2 separate regions of the Homo sapiens genome follow, and region 2 is linked to region 1. A link is a loop called in an ENCODE intact Hi-C map of the cell type or tissue named here. Cell type or tissue: psoas muscle. All regions are shown on one strand. Each heading gives the region's core, and the rest is flanking DNA. Links, peaks and the distances in the headings are about the cores only. Region 1 overlaps RET (ret proto-oncogene). Region 2 has its middle 300 kb from the start of LINC00839.

Evidence for each region. Peaks named below come from ENCODE experiments on the same cell type or tissue, not always from the same donor. Only the 100,000 strongest peaks of a DNase experiment are listed, where the experiment ranks them.
Region 2: it touches region 1 in a loop (8-fold over the local background); 2 of 110 quality-filtered maps call a loop at or near these places.

The regions. Positions count from the first base shown.
Region 1 is chr10:43,103,816-43,106,714 of GRCh38, forward strand. It overlaps RET (ret proto-oncogene), which reads left to right. Exons shown (of 20, transcript NM_020975.6): 4 at 1,137-1,378; 5 at 2,561-2,756. Among named protein-coding and RNA genes, the nearest start is that of RET, 28 kb to the left of the region's middle. RefSeq lists enhancers at 956-1,707, 2,197-2,296 and a silencer at 1,707-1,936. In psoas muscle, for the core only: a CTCF peak has its summit at 1,846 (motif pointing left); DNase peaks (open chromatin) are centred at 1,356 and 1,796; H3K4me3 peaks cover 994 bases; H3K27me3 peaks cover 1,063 bases.
Region 2 is chr10:42,176,964-42,179,862 of GRCh38, forward strand. No RefSeq gene overlaps it. Among named protein-coding and RNA genes, the nearest start is that of LINC00839, 300 kb to the right of the region's middle. In psoas muscle, for the core only: a CTCF peak has its summit at 1,528 (motif pointing right); a DNase peak (open chromatin) is centred at 318; H3K27me3 peaks cover 1,488 bases.

The DNA of each region.
Region 1 (2,899 bases), core at 400-2,899:
AAGCATTTCCCACATACGTAATTCATGCGCAAGGCATGGTTCTGCCTGGGAGGCTTGTGGAGTTGCCCCCGCCTCCTTGGGGTGGGTTGTGGGGTCTTCAGCGGTGACCTTCCGCCTTCAGCATGCCCCCTTTTCTGGATTATTTCTGGAGGACAAATCCGAGGTCAGGCTCGTTGAAGACTGTGTTGTGGTTCCTGGCCCTGCTTCAGGGGCGATGTAGTCTAGCGCGAGCTGCCATGCAGGGCACGGAGCATTCGCTTTTGTCTCGACATCCGGCCTTCAGAGGATGACCAGCCTGGCGACGCACTGGACAAGGAGGTGTAGAGTGGGGATGCACACTAGGCGGTCGGAAATCATTATGCGTTAATGTCACATCATACCCCAGATGTCCACTGTGTTTGTTTTCAAGTGGTAGAATCGTGGCTTTCTCACGTTCTCTAAAATGAACACATATTGCTTCCATAATTGAAAAAAAAAAAAACCTAACAGTTTTTAAAAAGCAGCCAAGGTCACCAATATGGTGAAAGGCCGTCCCTACTAAAAATACAAAAATTAGCCGGGCATGGTGGCGGGCGCCTGTAGTCCCAGCTACTCGGGAGGCTGAGGCAGGAGAATCGCCTGAACCCGGGAGTTGGAGGTTGCAGTGAGCCAAGATCGCGCCACTGCACTCCAGCCTGGGCAACACAGCGAGACTCCATCAAAAACAAAAAAAAAGCAGCCAAGGCCAGTAGCTGGCTCTCTAGGGCTGCAGTGCAGCTTGGGCTGAGGCAAAGCCACCCTTCCCCACACAAGGCCACTCCTGATCAAGGCCAGGTGGGCGGAGGGGTGTCCCAGTCCCTACTGGTTGATCAGGGTGCCTGGTCCTGGCTCTTCCCAACCAGCACGAGTGAGGACGCAGCTGCAGCAGGACGTAAGCACAGTCATCGCTGCAAACTGCAAACTCGTAAGCACAGTCATCGCTGCAAACTGCAAACTCGTGCTCCGAGCGCTGCCCTCCCCTGTGGAGCGGAGGAGGGGAGGCCTGGGGCCGCGGCGGTGTGCGCCCCGCTCTGACCGCAGAGCCCCCTTCCCGAGGAAAGCGGCTGGCCCGGTCCCGGCTGGTGATCACGCGGGGCCCCTGTCTGCTTGGTGCGCAGGTGAGGGTCTGCCCTTCCGCTGCGCCCCGGACAGCCTGGAGGTGAGCACGCGCTGGGCCCTGGACCGCGAGCAGCGGGAGAAGTACGAGCTGGTGGCCGTGTGCACCGTGCACGCCGGCGCGCGCGAGGAGGTGGTGATGGTGCCCTTCCCGGTGACCGTGTACGACGAGGACGACTCGGCGCCCACCTTCCCCGCGGGCGTCGACACCGCCAGCGCCGTGGTGGAGTTCAAGCGGAAGGAGGTGCTTGTCCGCGCGTGCTGTGGTCTACCCAGTGTCTGTCTCCGGCCACAGTTCGTTTCTCGGTCGGTTTAGTGTCCGTGTAGCCACCCAACCGTGTGGCCGACCATTCGCGCTTTCATTTGTCCTTCGCCTCCGTCTGCGCCGTCTGTCCTAGGGGGAGGGGAAGGGGGAGTCCTGCCAGCACCCAGCTGGGCCTTGCCTCGGGAGGCAAGGACCAGGACGAGGCCCGAGGGCTCGCGTCTGGGGCATACTTGTGCCGCTGCAGGCGGGCGCGGCGCGCTGCCCGGGCGGGGAGCATCTGCCGGGAGGGCACTCCCTCCCACCAGCAGTTAGCCCCCAACGGGAGGGCCCTTGAGTGACCACGAGCAGAGCCGGGGATTGGAGAAGGACGGGAAGGCGGATCACCTCCGGCGCCGCCCGCCCCGCCCTTCTCCGGCTCGCGCTGGTGGAGCGCGACCGCCACCTGCTGGGCCTCGGCCTTCCTGCAGCCGGCCCACCCAGCAGGGGCCGTGGGAGAGTGGGCGTGGGGACTGAGGTAGGTAGTACGTTGCCTTGTTCCGCTTCTCTGGGCACACCACGTGCAGGTTTGGCAGGGAAAGGGGGTCTGGTCGAAAGCACAATTTGTGAGTAAAGGCTATGTGGGCCTCCCTGGGGTGACAGCAGAGGCCTGGTGGGCAGAGCCATCCAGGTGCCCAGCGGCTTTCCTCACAACCCCCTCCAGCCTGGGGTAGGAGGATGCTTGGAACAGAGCGCTCTGATGTACACCTGGCCTCGGAGCTCGGCTCTGCCGGCTGTTCCTGTGTGACCTTGACCTGACCTTCACCCTGTGGGGCCCAGCTTCCTCAGGGGAGAGTGGAGGTGCTCATCCTGCTCTCTGGGGACCTGGATGGGACCTGCCAGCAGGGTGCCTGGGCATCGGCTGTAATTCTCCTTATAAGAGGTCTGCATTGTACCTGTTACACAGGCGAGGCTCAGTGGCTCAGGGAAGGTGACGGCCAGGCTGGCCAGTGACCCCGTGGGAACTTGAACCCAGGTCAGACTGTCCCCAGACCTGGCTCTGACAACACACATCTGGTCCACCTATGGGCTGTGTGGGACGTGCAGCATTCTAAGGTCTCTGGTTTTGGGGGGTCTGAGGGGCCCATCTCGCCTGCACTGACCAACGCCCTCTGCATCCTGCAGGACACCGTGGTGGCCACGCTGCGTGTCTTCGATGCAGACGTGGTACCTGCATCAGGGGAGCTGGTGAGGCGGTACACAAGCACGCTGCTCCCCGGGGACACCTGGGCCCAGCAGACCTTCCGGGTGGAACACTGGCCCAACGAGACCTCGGTCCAGGCCAACGGCAGCTTCGTGCGGGCGACCGTACATGACTATAGTAAGAGGGGCTGGTGGCACGGCCTGGCTAGGCCCCCAGGAAATGAGGTGCTCGCTCTTCATGGGCAAGCAGCACCCTACACACATGCACACCTGGCATGGCCCTCTGTGGCCCAAGCCACTTCCCCTCCACCCTCTGCCCAG
Region 2 (2,899 bases), core at 189-2,688, 930 kb before region 1:
ATCTTTTTTTGTCTTTGGCTGCACATTTCCTATCACATCACACTCCAGCAATGCCAAGCTGTGCCGGCCTTCTACCCCATCTCCACTATTTTGCCCTCCGCCGCCGCGGCTTTTTGCCCCCCCCCCCCGCCCCTCCCCGGCTTTTTACTCTCCGAGACTTTTCGCCCCCCGTCGCCGCGGCATTTTGCCACCCGCCACCGTGGCTTTTTGCTGCCCGCCGCCGCGGCTTTTTCCCCACCGCGGCTTTTTACCGCCCGTCGCCGCGGCTTTTTGCCCACCCGCCGCCGCGGCTTTTTGCCCCCACCGCTCCTCGGCGTTTTGCCCGCCGCGGCTTTTTGCGTCCCCGCCGCCGTGGCTTTTTACCACCCCCCCCCACGTGCCGCGGTTATTTACCCGCCGGAGCTTTTTGCACCCCCGCCACCACGACTTTTTGAACCCCCGCCGCCGCGGCATTTTGCCCCCCGCCGCAGCGACTTTTTGCCCGCCACGGCTTTTTGCACCCCCACTGCCGCGGCTTTTTGCCCCCCGACGTTGCGGCTTTTTGCCGCCCGCCGCCGCGGCTTTTTGCCCCCCGCCGCCGCGGCTTTTTGCCGGTCGCGGCTTGTTGCCCCCCTGCCACCGCGGCTTTTTGCCCCCACCCCCCGGTGCCGCGGTTATTTGCCTGCCGCGGCTTTTTGCCCCCGACTGCCGCGGCTTTTTGCCCGCCACGGCTTTTTGCCCCTCGCTGCCACGGCTTTTTGCCCCCCCGCTGCCGCGATTTTTTGCCCCCCGCGGCTTTTTGCACCCCCGCCGCCAAGGCTTTTTGCCCCCCGACGTCGCGGCTTTTTGCCGCCCACCGCTGCACCGGCTTTTTGCCCGCCGCGGCTTTTTGACCCCCCCGCCGCCGCGGCTTTTTCCCCACTGCGGTTTTTTGCCCCCCGCCGCCGCGGCATTTTGCCCCCCGCCGCCGCGGCTTTTTGCCCCCCGCCGCCACGGCTTTTTGCCCCCCCGCCGTCGCGGCTTTTTGACCCCTGCCGCAGCGGCTTTTTGTCCCAAGGCCATCCTCAGAAGCATGAGTGGAACAGAGTGAAGGGAAAGCTATTTTCTTCTAAAGCTCAAAAATCTTGAACTTTCAAATAGGAATAAGTGTTATTTTTGCTCCAAGCACACATTTGAGAAATCTTCCATTTAGCGGATCTGATGATAAACCCACATTTTTTGTTTGTTTTAATCTGAAAATGTATTTGTATGGTTCTTGGAAATTTTTTTTGCATATAAAATTATATTTTATCAGCTTATTTCAAGTTTTATTTACCATTTTATAATTACTCCTAAAATGTCATTGATTAAAGAAAGAATCATCTATTGCTCCAACTGTTCTTTACTAAAGGTAATTTTCTTTTTAACCTCATCAGGCTCCTTTTAAGCTCTCAAACTGACCTTATTTTTTTTTTACAGATTCAATGCATTAAGTCAATTTATTTGACTGAATTTATTTATGTATTTATTTTCGCTATCACAAGTAGAAAAAGCCTGTAAGTTGCTATGCCAAAATCCTGCCTCTAGATGGCAAACAAACCCCACAATACACAAAAGAGAGCCAAATTCTTAGAAACCCTGGGAAAGGAAGAGGGCTACTGTCCCATTAACAACTTGGAGCCCTTAAGGCAAGAATGAGGTGGAACATCTGGAACATCTGGGAGGAGACAGCAGGGTGCAGAGTAGTGGGGAACCTGCTCTGTGCTCTGAGACTGAAAGCCCAGCCTTGCCTCTCACCGCTGCCTTGACTGTGTCCCCATCTGCTGTGAAGTGAATGGTGTCTTCTAAATTCATGCTGAGCCCTAATTGCTGAAAAGTGTAAGACATGCAATGGGGGGATTATGTGCATCTTCCTGACACCAACATGATGCTGAGGAAGGAGACTTCTTGTTTTCTCTTAGGATTCTTTTACTAACCAAGATTTTGCCTCTACTGCGTATTTCCCTTTGCTGATTGTCCCTCCCTTTTGACAGAAGATGGCCCAGGGCATTCACTACTAAGTCTCAACCTCTTACCCAAAGTCGTCAGTCTAGGGTTGCTCTTTCCTTCATGCTATTTTTGTGTGTTTCTTTTCTTGTAATCATCTTGGCAATAAAATAATCACTTTTTTCTTTCTACCTATTAAAGATGTTACCTTAGTTAATTACAGTGGTTTCCTTCAGAATGATAAATAGTCTTTCAAAATGATGTAAAGAGATCTAAATCCGTGTGCTCCAGAAGTTGAAAGAAGCTCTGTCTAGCACGGGTGCCAGTGACTCTCCCAGAGTGCTCCATGCAGCTGGCCCCACAGAGTCCCTCTGTGCTGTCATATCACCCACTGCCTTCTGTGAATGAGATATTCTGATTGGAATCCTGGTGGATGCTATTTGAGCCAGTGCCCCCACAACTCCTATGAAAGCCGAGGACCACAGGCCCCTGAAGACAATCACAGGTCTCTAGACTCACAGCTCATGACCGTCCTCTGCAGACACAACTTCTCCCCGGATGGCTGAGGGTTGTCATTGTCTGTGTCCTTCCTTGTGCATGACAACAGGAGACATAGAAGGTCTGTAAGCAGCCCTGCAAGCCAGTTTCTGAGCAAGCCCTCCTGTGTGGGGCCCTCTTACCTGGACATAGGTGCGTAAACCAAAAATGAAACTCTAAGCTCCCTAACCAACTGAATGAACTCCTCCTCTCAGCCAAGGACACACCAAAATCAACTTGAAATACAATGCAGTCCATGATCGGAATGGATGATTGGATATGCCTTAACTTACCCTCTTCCCTTTAAAATTCAGGCACAACTGACCAGCTTTTAATATGAAGACAGAGACCTTGAGACTGACAAAGAAAACTCTTTATACCAATAAGATACCAATGTGACAGATACCACGTCCTAAGA